4 separate regions of the Homo sapiens genome follow, and regions 2, 3 and 4 are each linked to region 1. Evidence: chromatin contacts called from ENCODE Hi-C or POLR2A ChIA-PET data. All regions are on one chromosome and are shown on one strand. The core of a region is the stretch at or near the end of the contact, and the rest is flanking DNA. Distances in the headings are between cores, read along the strand shown. Region 1 holds the start of ZNF675 (zinc finger protein 675). Region 2 holds the start of ZNF431 (zinc finger protein 431). Region 3 holds the start of ZNF493 (zinc finger protein 493). Region 4 holds the start of ZNF429 (zinc finger protein 429).

Region 1 (2,903 bases), core at 286-2,785:
GAGACACATCACCTGCTACCTAGGCTTAATGATAAGTCACAATTTTTCCTGTGGGCAGAGTGCAGGGAAAAATGGACAGTTGCATCTCTTAGGTGATTGATGCAGAGATATGTCACAAGGCCCTCTGTAAAAAAGGCTCAGGCAAGGGCCTCCCATTTTATATATGTTGGGCCTAGTAATATGTTCTATTGTGCAAAATATTCTGGGCCTGGGTAAAAGAAGAGAGCCACATAACCTGAATGCAGAACTTAGCAATATGTCATGATGCACCCTGTGGGTAGCGCCAATGCAAGAAAAAAGACTCACATTACCTTTATTCTTGACTTAAAGTCTTATGTCTTGTAAGAGAATATTGAATAATGCAAAAATACATGTAGACATGTCTGCGTGTGATTGGTGCTTATACTCACACAGTTCACCACACCACAGGAGAAAACAGATAACCACAGGCTGACCGTTAGGGCCAAGGCCAAATAGCAAAATAAGTTTGCCTTTAATCTATTTTCTCCATATCTAAACATTGGAGGTTAAGACTGTGGACAGATCTGAAGATACAGAGTTTTCTTGTTTTGTGGCTTCATCATTCTTTGTTCACTGTCTGATGTTTGGAATTAAGGTGAGCAACAGGTGGGCAGCAGTAGTTAATAAAATAACCAGAGGTAACCACAGGTCGACCTGTGGTTATTTTATTCTATCTGTCCTCTGTTCTTTCTATGGTCACTAACTGTTTTTTCCTTGGAATTGAAGAGAGATGTTGGTAGAGAGAGGCTGTCCCCTCACCTCTGGCAAAAAAGGGATGTTCAGGCTCTTCTTCACCCCCCTGACATCAGAGCTGCATTTTAATGTGGCAGCTATTGGCCACGTGTGGCTACTGGGTGCCTGGAATGTGGCTGGTCTGAATTGCAATGTGTTAGGTAAAATAGAGTTATTTTCAAAGATTTAGTTCCATATATGTGTGTGTGTGTGTGTGTGTGTGTGTGTGTGTGTATACACATATATACATATATATGTGTATTTCATCAATAATTTCATATTGCTCTCATACTAAAATGATAGTACTTTGGATATATTGGGTTAGATTGTTACAATCAATTCCACTTGTTTTTTTCTTTTTAAAGTTTGACTACTAGAAAATTTAAAATTCACATGTGGCTCACATTTTATTTGAGGATTGCCTCTTTTTAAAATTCTCAGGCTGCCTACTCAAAGGACCAGAAGCCAGGAAGGTCATAAAGTCTGAAATTCTAAAATAATTATTATTATATTATTTTTCTTTGTGAGTAGCCATATATCATTTATAAATGTATATGACCTTATACACAAGGTTAAATACAAATACCCTATGGGATGGGCCTGGCTCAGCTAAAAGAGGAAGCCCCGGCTGAAAAGGCTGCAGCGCAGGCTATCAGTCTTCACTCAGCCCAGTGTCTGATCACATCTTCTGTCACTCAGGGCCTGAAGGGTCAGGACCTTAAACGTTGTCCAATCAGGCACGCTGGGCTGGGAACCGTCCAATCAGGCACGCAGCTGGAGCAGACAAGATGGCTTCCGGGATTTGGCGGCGCCTTTGTCTCTCGCTGCAGCCGGAGCTCCAGGTCTCGCTTTCATTGCTCTGTGTCCTCTGCTCCTAGAGGTCCAGCCTCTGTGGGCCTGTGACCTGCAGAAATTGAGAGATCCACAGCTAAGACTCCAGGACCCCCTGGAAGCCTAGAAATGGTGAGAGTTACGGGTGCGACATCCCGAGAGGGGGAAGGGGCTGGTTGGAACCCGTGGGAAATGGCTATGGCGGGACTCAGGCCTCCCCGCAGTCAGCTCCACAATCTGCACCCCGAGTTCTCCTTCCCCAGCTCGGCTCAGTCCCCTGCAGCCATAAGATGGCGGCGCGCTGACAGCCAGCCCCGGGGCATCCCGTCTCTTCTCTGCCTAGTGACTGTGCCCTGGCCTGTAGCCCTCTCTGGGCAGCTCTGTACCCGCAGCGCCGCATTTCTCTCAGATTGTGCAGGGACCACAGGAGGGCCGTCACCGGAGAATCCTGACTCAGGGTGCGGGTTCATTAATGGGAAGAGTTTTGGTCCGTGGGGTTCCCAGTTCCTGTTTTCTCCTATTAAAATTTTATGGGAGGGCCGGGCGCGGTGGCTCAGGTCAGTAATACCAGCACTTTGGGAGACCGAGGTGGGTGGATCACCTGAGGTCAGGAGTTCAAGACCAGCCTGACCAACATGGTGAAACCCCGTTTCTACTAAAAATACAAAATTAGCCGGGCGTGGTGGCACATGCCTGTAATCCCAGATACTCAGAAGGCTGAGGCAGGAGAACCGCTTGAACCCGGGAGGTGGCGGTTGCAGTGAGCCGAGATGACGCCATTGCACTCCAGCCTGGTTAACAAGACCGAAACTCCGTCTTAAAAAATATATAAATAAATAAGTTAAATAAATAAATAAATTATGGGGATCACCACAAAAATATTGGAGAATTTAATCAAAGAGTGATTCAAAAATTGTGGAGCATTCAGCTGTGGTTTGGAGCTTGTGACTTTATGAGAGCAGCTTGAAGGAAAGACTTTTAAAGGTACATGATGAAGAAAACCAAATTAAATAATTGGTTAGGTACAGTTCATAGTTACTTGACTTGTACAATTAAGGTGGACATTTCCTGGTTATGTAATCAGAGGTTAATTGGCAGTTTATGATTGGTTAAGCCTAAATTTTTGTTTCCCTCAATTCAGTAATTTGCAAAAAAATGCATTTGAGTTAGAGTTTTTAAAAAATAGGAACCCAGGGACTAGAGTAACCTCCGTCTAATTGCCTGCTACTTAGTTATTTTCACACTCCACAGGAGACTGATTTTCCCCTGCATTTTTCACAGTTCTCTCAAGCTGGGTCTCAAGCCTACCCCTCATCCCA
Region 2 (2,903 bases), core at 201-2,700, 2.5 Mb after region 1:
GTGGATATCTTAGTTCATCCCCAGACAGCACTGAAACCCACGACCAGAAAAAAACTAAAAGGTGGCTGAGGACACATCACCCCATAAAGTTTCCAAAGGAAAACCTTGACCGAAAAACATTCTGACAAGATCTCTGTGCCTAGAGAAGATACAAGGAGAAAAGGCACAGAGAGTTTTAACAATACAGTATCAGGGGATTATTCTTTGCTTTCTTCTCATGGGAAATATTTACAGATATTTTTTTTAAAAAATCTTTTAAAAAACTTTTTGAAAAGCGTCATTTAATGCTTTGTCAAAAAATAATTAAAATACGGTATAGAAAAGTACACTAAAAGACAAATAGGCGATAACGTGAATTAGGGAGGAAAAGCTGGCATTTGGAAACACCAGAAGGAACTGGAAATTTAGTATCTTACTGCAAGCCAGAGGGAGGCTGGAGAAATGAGGAATGGGGGTTAGACTTAAGACCCTGCTTGGGACACAGGTGAAAAATGCAGCGGAAAATCAGCTCCCCATGGACTGTGAAAATAATTAAAAGGCAGGCAATTAGACGGAGGTGTCTTTAGTCCCTGGGTTCCTACTTTAAAAAAATCTAACTGACGTACATTTTTCAGTAAATTACTACATTGAGAGAAACAAAACTCAGCCCTAACCAACTATAAACTGCCAATTAACCTCTGATTACATAATCAGGAAATTTTCACCTTTATTGTACAAATTAAGAAACTATGTAACTCTACCTAACCAATTACTGAATTTGGTTTTCTTCATCATGCTTTTTATAAAAGTCTTTTCTTCAAGTCCCGCCCATGAAGCACAAATTACAAACCACAGCTGGGTGCTCCACAATTTTTGAATCACTCTTTGATTAAATTATTTAATGTTTTTATAGTGACTCCCATATATTTTTAACAGAAGACAAGAGGAACTGGGAACTCCACGGAACAAAGCTCTTCCCATTCATGAACCCGCACCCCGAGTCAGAACTGTCCCCTGAAGACCCTCCCGTGGTCCCTGCACAATCTGGGAAAGACGCGGTGCTGCGGGTGCAGAGCTGCCCAGAGAGGGCTCCAGGCCAGGGCACAGTCACTGTGCAGTGAAGAGACAGGACGCCTGGGGTCCCGACTGTCAGCACAGCCGCCATCTTATGGCTGGAGGGGACTGAGGCCGAGCTGGGCAAGGAGAACTCGGGGCGCAGACTGTGGAGCTGACTGCGGGGAGGCCTGAGTCCCGCCACAGCCACTTCCCACCGGTTACAACCAGCCCTTCCCCTCTCTCGGGATGTCCGACCCGGCACTCTCACCATTTCTAGGCTTTCAGGGGGTCCCGGTGTCTTAGCTGTGGGTCTCCCAATACCTGCAGGTCACAGGGCCACAGATGTTGGGCCTCTAGGAGCAGAGGACACAGAGCAGCGAAGGGGAGACCTGGAGCTCAGGCTGCGGCGAGAGACAAAGGCCCCGCCACATCCCGGAAGCCGTCCTGTCCGCTCCAGCTGCGTGCCTGATTGGACGGTTCCCAGCCTAGCGTCGCTGATTGGATAACGTTTAAAACCCCACCTTCTCAGGCCCTGAGTGACAGAAGATGCGAACAGATGCTGGGCTGAGTGAAGAAAGAGTGACAGCTTAGGCTGCCGTCTTTTCAGGCAGGGCTTCCTCCCAGAGCTTAGCCAGGCCCACCCCAGAGGGAATTTGTATTTAACCTTGTGTGTAAAGTCACATGCATTTATAAATAACATACTGTATGCCTATTCACAAATGAAAAGAATATAATAACAATTATTTTAAAATTTCGGATTTTATGACCTTCCCGGCTTCTGGTCTTTCAGCAGGCCGTCTGAAATTTTAGAACGGAGGTAATTTTCTGAAATAAAATGTGAGCCATATGTAAATTTTAAATTTTCTAGTAACCAAACTTAAAAAAAAAAAGTAACAGGTTGAATTGATTGTAACAATTTAATTAACCCAATATATCAAAAAATTTTCATTTTAATGTGTGAGAAATATGTGATTATTAATAAAGTATATAAATATTTGAAACTAAATCTTTGAAACTAACTCTGTATTTTACCTTTCTAGCACATCGCAGTTCAGACCAGGAACATTCCAGGCACTCAGGAGCCACACATGACCAAAGCTTCCACATTGAAGTGCAGCTCTGATGTCGGGAGGTGAAGGGCCCCAGCAAACCTTTTCTGCCAGAGGTGAAGGAAAAGCCTCTCCCTACCAACATCTCCCTTCAGTTCTGAGGGTGGAACAGATAGTGGCCATAGAAAGAGCAGAGGGCAGCAAGAACAAAATAACCACAAGGAGACCACTGATAGCCACCTGTTGCCCATTTTCTTCCAGAGATCAGACAGTGAAGAAAGAATGTTGGGGCCACAGGATAATAAAACTCTGTGTCTTCAGATCTGTCCACACTCTTGACCTCAAATGTTTAGATATGGAGAAAACAGATTAAAGGCAAAACTTATTTTGCTATTGGCCTTGGCCCTAATGGTCAGGCCGTAGTTATCTGTTTTCTCCTGTGGTGTGTGGGACTGTGTGGGTATAAGCACCAATCACATGCATACATGTCTACGTGTATTTCTGCATTACTCAACATTCTCTTACAAGTCACCCAACTTTAAATCAGGGGAAAAAATCAGTACCTATAGGGTGCCCACTGTTAGAAGGTAACTAGTAATCAACCTGTCATAGAATCCTGGTGTCCTATCTGCACGGGGTGCATGTATTAGTTAGCTATTGTAGCATAACAAATCGTCCAAAACTTATTAGTTCATAATTGAGATGGTCAGCCATTTAGGCTAGACTGAGTGGGGCCGTTCTTCTAGTCTCAGCTGAGCTCTTTGAGACACGTATCATCAGCTGCTTGTTGACTAGCCAGCTGTGCTTCTGGGGGTGAGC
Region 3 (2,903 bases), core at 229-2,728, 2.3 Mb after region 1:
TTATGGGAGAAAATAAACCAGAAGCTGAGATCCAATGGACACTCTAGCTAACATAACCATGGCAGTTATCTTGGTTTATCCCCAGATAGTACTGAAACCCATGACCAGGAAAAAACCAAAGGGTGGCTGAGGACACATCACCCCATAGATTTTCCAAAGGAGAACTTCGACCCAAAAACATTCTGGTAACATCTCTGTGCCTAGACAAGATGAAAGCAAAAGAGACAGAGATTTACTACAATGCAGTGTCAGGGTATTATTATTTGCCTTCTTTTCATGGGAAATATTTACAAACAGATAACAAATCTCTTTAAATGCACCATTTAACCATTTAATGCTTTGCCAAAAAAATAATTAAAATATGGTATAAAAAAGTACAGTAAAAGACAAATAGGCGATAATGTGAATTAGGGAGGAAAAGGTGGCATTTAGGAACGTCAGAGGAAACTGGAAATTATCTTACTGCAAGCCAGAGTGAGGCCGGAGAAATGGGGGATTGGTTCCAAGACTCTGCTTGGGACACAGGTGAAAAATACAGCAGAAAATCAGTTCCCTGTGGAGTGTGAAAATAATTAAGTGGCAGGCAATTAGACTGAGGTATTTCTAGTCCCTGAATTCTTACTTTAAAAAAAAAATCTAACTCAGGTGCATTATTTTTAATTACTACATTCAGAGAAACAAAATTCAGGCTTCAGCAACTGTAAACTGCCAATTAAGCTCTGATTACATAACCAGGAAATTTTCACCTTTAACGCACATATTAAGAAACCATGTAACTGTACCTAACCAATTAGTAAATTTGGTTTCTTCATCATGCATTTTATAAAAGACTTTCCTTCAAGCCTCTCCCACAGACCACAAACTACAAACCATAGCTGGGTGCTCTACAATTCTAGAACCACTCTTTGATTACATTCTTTAATATTTTTGCAGTGACGCCCATAAATTTTTAATAGGAGAAAATAGCAACTGGGAACCCCACGGACCAAAGCTCTTCCCATTCATGAACCCGCACCCCAAGTCAGGATTCTCCCCTGATGACCCTCCCGTGGTCCCCGCACAATCTGAGAAAGACGCGGCGCTGCGGGTGCAGAACTGCCAGAGAGGACTCCAGGCAGGGCACAGTCACAGTGCAGGGAAGAGACAGGACGCCCGGGGCCCCGGCTGTTGGCGCAGCCGCCAACTTACGGCTGAAGGAGACTGAGGCCGAGCTGGGCAAGGAGAACTCAGGGAGCAGATTGTGGAGCTGACTGCGGGGAGGCCTGAGTCCCGCCACAGCCACTTCCCACCGGTTCCGAGCAACTCCTTCCCCTCTCTCGTGATGTCGGACCCAGCACTCTCACCATGTCTAGGCTTTCAGGGGGTCCTGGCATCTTAGCTATGGATTTCCCAGTATCTTCAGGTCACGAAGCCACACACGCTGAGGACACAGAGCAGTGAAGGGTAGACCTGGAGCTCCGGCAGCAGAGAGAAACAATGGCCCAGCCACATCCCGGAAGCCGTCCTCGCCGCTCCAAATGTGTGCCTAATTGGACGGTTCCCAGTTCTGCGTGTCTGATTGGATACGGTTTAAGGGCCCGCCCCTTCAGGCCCTGAGTGACAGAAGATATGACCAAATGCTGGGCGGAGTGAAGAAAGAGTGATAGCCTAGGCTGCAGCCTTTTCAGGCAGGGCTTCCTCCCTGAGCTGAGCCAGGCACACCTTAGAGGGTATTTTCCCTTAACCTTGTGTATAAGGTCATAAGCACTTATAAATAATATATGGCTATTCACAAATTTAAAAAAATAATTATTTTAAAATTTCAGCTTTTATGACCTTCCTGGCTCCTAGTCCTTTGAACTAGCAGCCTGAGATTTTTAAAAGGAGCCAATCTTATGAAATAAGATGTGAGCCACATGTGAATTTTAAATTTTCTAGTAGCCAGACTTTAAAAATAAAGAAGGGCCGGGCGCAGTGGCTCACGCCTGTAATCCCAGCACTTTGGGAGGCCGAGGCGGGTGGATCGCCTGAGGTCAGGAGTTTGAGACCAGCCTGGCCAACATGATGAAACCCCGTCCCTACTAAAAATAAGAAAAAATAACCAGGCGTGGTGGTGGGCGCCTGTTATCCCAGCTACTCGGGAGGCTGAGGCAAAATAATCGCTTGAACCCGGGAGGTGGAGGGAGGCAGAGGTTGCAGTGAGCCGAGATCGCCCCACTGCACACTCCAGCCTGGTCAACAAGAGTGAAACTCCATCTCAAGAAAAAAAAAGAAGAGAGAAAGAGAGAGAGAGAAAGAAAGAGTGAAAGAGAGAGAGAGAGAAGGAAAGAGGGAAGGAAGGAAAAGGAAGGAAGGAAAAAGAAGAAAGAAAAGTGAAGAGAAGAGAAGAAAGAAAATAAAAGTGAAAGAAAAGAAAGCCGGGTGTAGTGTCCCATGCCTGTTATCTCAGCACTTGGGGAGGCCGAGGCAGGCGGATCACCCGAGGTCAGGAGTGCAAGACCAGCCTAGCCAACATGGTGAAACCCCGTCTCTACAAAAATACAAAAATTATCTGGGTATGATGGCAGGTGCCTGTAATCCCAGCTAATAGAGAGGCTGAGGCAGGAGAATCACTTAAACCCAGGAGGCAGAGGTTGAGGTGAGCCAAGATCACGCCATTGCACTCCAGTCTGGGAAACAGAGCAAGACTCCATCTCAAAAATAAAAAAATTTTAAAAAGAAGGAGAAGAAACAGGTGAAATTCATTGTAACAATTTAATTAACCCAATATATCCAAAATATTATCATTGTAATATGTGAGCAATATGTAAAGATTAATGAAGTATATATATATTTGGAACTGTATCTTTGAAACTAACTCTGTATTTTACCTTTCTAGCAAATTGCAGCGACATTCCAGGCACCCAGTAGCCGGCCATACATGG
Region 4 (2,903 bases), core at 130-2,629, 2.2 Mb after region 1:
GCCTGACCAACACGGAGAAACCCCGTCTCTACTAAAAATACAAAATTAGCCGGGCGTGGTGGTGCCTGCCTATAATCCCAGCTACTCAGGAGGCTGAGGCAGGAGAATTACTTGAACACGGAGGCGGAAGGTGCAGTGAGCCGAGATCGCGCCACTGCAGTCCAGATTGGGCAAGAAGAGGGAAACTCCATCTCAAAAAAAAAAAAAAAAAAACAAAAAACTAACTCAAATGCTTTTTTTTTTGTAAATTACTACACTGGGGAAAACAAATACAGGGTTAACTATTAACTGGAATTAAGCTCTGATTACATAACCAGGAAATTTTGTAAGCTGAAGATGGAAATTAAGAAACTACGTAACCCTACCTAACCAATAACTGAATTTGCGTTTTTGTACCATGCGCAAAGTCTTTCCTTCAAGCTCCTCCAAAGGACCACAAACTACATCCCACAGCTGGGTGCTTTACAATTTTAGAACCACTCTTTAATTAAATTCTTTAATATTTTGCAGTGACTCCCCTTTTTTTTTTTTTTTTTTGTTTGAGATAGTCTCATTGTGTCAACCAGCCTGGAGTGCAATGGCACAATCTTGGTCTCCTGGGTTTAAGCGATTCTCGTGCCTCAGCCTCCCACATAGCTGGGATTACAGATGCCTGCCACCACATCCGGCTAATTTTTGTATTTTTAGCAGAGAGGGGGTTTCACCATGTTGGCCAGGCTGTTCTCGAATGCCGGACCTCAGTGATCTGCCCGCCTCCCAGCAAACTGCTGGGATTACAGGCATAAGCCACCGCGCCCGGCCACTCCCATAGATTTTTAATAGGAGAGAATGGGAACTGGGAACCCCACGGACCAAAGCTCTTCCCGCTCATGAACCCGCATCCCGAGTCACTATTCTCACCTGACGCCCCTCCCATGGTTCTTGCACAATCTGGGAGAGACTGCGGAATTGCGCGTGCAGAGCTCCCCAGACAGGGCTACACGTCAGGCACAGTCACTGCGGAGGGAAGACAGGACGCCCGGGGCCCGGCTGTCAGCACAGTCGCCATCTTATGGCTGAAGGGGACTGAAGCCGAGCTGGGCAAGGAGAATTCCGGGCGCAGATTGTGGAGCTGACTGCCGGGAGACCTAAGTCCGCCACGGCCACTTCTCACGGTTCCGACCAGCCCCTCCCCCTCTCTGGGGATGTCAGACTCGGCACTCTCACCATTTCTAGGCTTCCAGGGGGTCCTGGAGTCTTAGCTGTGTATCTCCCAATATCTGCGGGTCACAGGGCCACACAGGCTGGGCCTCTAAGAACAAAGGACACAGAAATGAAGACGAGACCTGGAGCTCTGGCTGCAGCAAGAGCCAAACGCCCCGCCATATTCCGGAAACCGTCCTGTCGCTCCAGCTGCGTGCCTGATTGGATAATGTTTAAGACCCGCCCTCTCAGGCCCTGAGTGACAGAGGGTGATCAGTTGCTGGGCAGAATGAAGCGTGACAGCCTAGCTGCAGCCTTTTCAGGCAGGCTTTCCTCCGAGCTGAGCCAGGCCCACCCTAGAGGGTGTTTGCATTGAACCTTGTGTGTAAGGTCATATGCATTTATAAATATACTATATGGCTAGTCACAAATGAAAAGAATATAATAACAATTACTTTTAAATTTTAGCTTTTATCACCTTCCTAGCTTCTGGTCCTTTGAGCAGGCAGCCTGAGATTTTAAAAAGGAGGCAGTCCTCTGAAATAAAATGTGAGCCACATGTGAATTTTTAATTTTCCAGTAGCCAAACTTTAAAAAGAAACATGAAACACGTGGAATTGATTGTAATAATGTAACTAACCCAATATGTTTAAAGTATTATAATTTTAATATGTGAGCAATGTGAAAGGAAAATATCTTGGGCCCCCAAAATTACTAAGGAAAACTCAAGCTGGGAACTAAAGGCCAATCAGAAACTCAAAAGAATTTGAGTCCACCTATCTGTGACCTGGAAGCTCCCTCCAGCTTCGTGTCTTCCTGCCTTTGCTTCAAGTTGTCCCACCTTTTCAGACTGAACCAATGTACTTCTTACATATATTGATTGATGTCTCATGTCTCCCTAAAATGTATAAAACCAATATGTTCCCTGACCACCTTGGGCAGGTGTCCTCAAGACTTCCTGAAACTATGTCATAGGCGTGTTCTCAACCTTGGCAAAATAAACTTTCTAAATTAACTGATGTCTCAGATTTTCTGGGGTCACAGCAATATGTAATTATTAAGGCACTATATATATTTTTGGAACTAAATCTTCGAAACCAACTCTGTATTTTACTTTTCTAGCAAATTGCAGTTCAGACCAGGCACATTCCAGGCACCCAGGAGCCACACATGGCCAACAGCCACCACGTTGAAGTGCAGCTCTGATGTCAGGTGGGTGGAGGCCCTGAACATCCCTTTTCTGCCAGAGGTGAGGAGACAGCCTCTCTCTACTAACATCTATCTTCGGTTCTGAGGGTGCGATAGATAGTGGCCATAGCAAGGGCAGAGGGCAGCACAAATAAAATAACCACAGGTAGACCACTCTTTGCCACCTGTTGTCCACCTTTCATCCAGAGATCAGACAGTGAACAAAAAATTCTGGGGCCACAGGAGACAGGAGAAGAAAACTCTATGTCTTTGGGTCTGTCCACAGTCTTAACCTCTAACTTTAAGATATGAAGAAGGCCGGGCGCGGTGGCTCACGCCTGTAATCCCAGCACTTTGGGAGGCCGAGGTGGGCGGATCACGAGGTCGGAAGATCGAGACCATCCTGGCTAACACGGTGAAACCCTGTCTCTACTTAAAAAATAGAAAAAATTAGCCGGGCGTGGTGGCGAGCGCCTGTAGTCCCAGCTACTCTGGAGGCTGAGGCAGGAGAATGGCTTGAACCCGGGAGGCAG

The links. Hi-C counts contacts between places; a loop is a spot of excess contacts on that map. ChIA-PET counts read pairs that join two places held with the same protein, here RNA polymerase II (POLR2A). Pooled maps may share reads with other maps.
Region 2: a map of CD8-positive, alpha-beta T cell shows a loop between it and region 1 (8-fold over the local background). The contact joins the promoter of ZNF431 here to the promoter of ZNF675 in region 1. A Hi-C loop is called at or near these places in 2 of 168 maps with a recorded cell type or tissue (CD8-positive, alpha-beta T cell and naive thymus-derived CD4-positive, alpha-beta T cell) and 9 of 50 pooled maps. POLR2A ChIA-PET finds 5 or more read pairs at or near these places in 1 of 52 experiments (naive thymus-derived CD8-positive, alpha-beta T cell).
Region 3: a loop to region 1 is called in a map of naive thymus-derived CD4-positive, alpha-beta T cell, with 20 times the contacts of the local background. The contact joins the promoter of ZNF493 here to the promoter of ZNF675 in region 1. A Hi-C loop is called at or near these places in 1 of 168 maps with a recorded cell type or tissue (naive thymus-derived CD4-positive, alpha-beta T cell) and 7 of 50 pooled maps. POLR2A ChIA-PET finds 5 or more read pairs at or near these places in 1 of 52 experiments (naive thymus-derived CD4-positive, alpha-beta T cell).
Region 4: a loop to region 1 is called in a map of CD4-positive, alpha-beta T cell, with 5 times the contacts of the local background. The contact joins the promoter of ZNF429 here to the promoter of ZNF675 in region 1. A Hi-C loop is called at or near these places in 2 of 168 maps with a recorded cell type or tissue (CD4-positive, alpha-beta T cell and lower leg skin), 1 of 37 single-sample maps with no recorded cell type and 10 of 50 pooled maps. POLR2A ChIA-PET finds 5 or more read pairs at or near these places in 1 of 52 experiments (naive thymus-derived CD4-positive, alpha-beta T cell).

What each region holds. Positions count from the first base shown.
Region 1 is chr19:23,685,844-23,688,746 of GRCh38, reverse strand. It overlaps ZNF675 (zinc finger protein 675), which reads left to right and starts at 1,535. Exons shown (of 4, transcript NM_138330.3): 1 at 1,535-1,716. The coding sequence starts at 1,714. RefSeq lists enhancers at 1,268-1,317, 1,608-1,997, 2,129-2,903.
Region 2 is chr19:21,140,587-21,143,489 of GRCh38, reverse strand. ZNF431 (zinc finger protein 431) reads right to left here and starts at 1,450. Exons shown (of 5, transcript NM_133473.4): 1 at 1,304-1,450. The coding sequence starts at 1,306. RefSeq lists enhancers at 1-163, 945-1,424.
Region 3 is chr19:21,395,708-21,398,610 of GRCh38, reverse strand. It overlaps ZNF493 (zinc finger protein 493), which reads right to left and starts at 1,478. Exons shown (of 4, transcript NM_001076678.3): 1 at 1,344-1,478. The coding sequence starts at 1,373. RefSeq lists a silencer at 1,201-1,439.
Region 4 is chr19:21,504,078-21,506,980 of GRCh38, reverse strand. ZNF429 (zinc finger protein 429) reads right to left here and starts at 1,379. Exons shown (of 4, transcript NM_001001415.4): 1 at 1,207-1,379. The coding sequence starts at 1,209. RefSeq lists enhancers at 394-995, 691-1,050, 1,061-1,380, 996-1,598.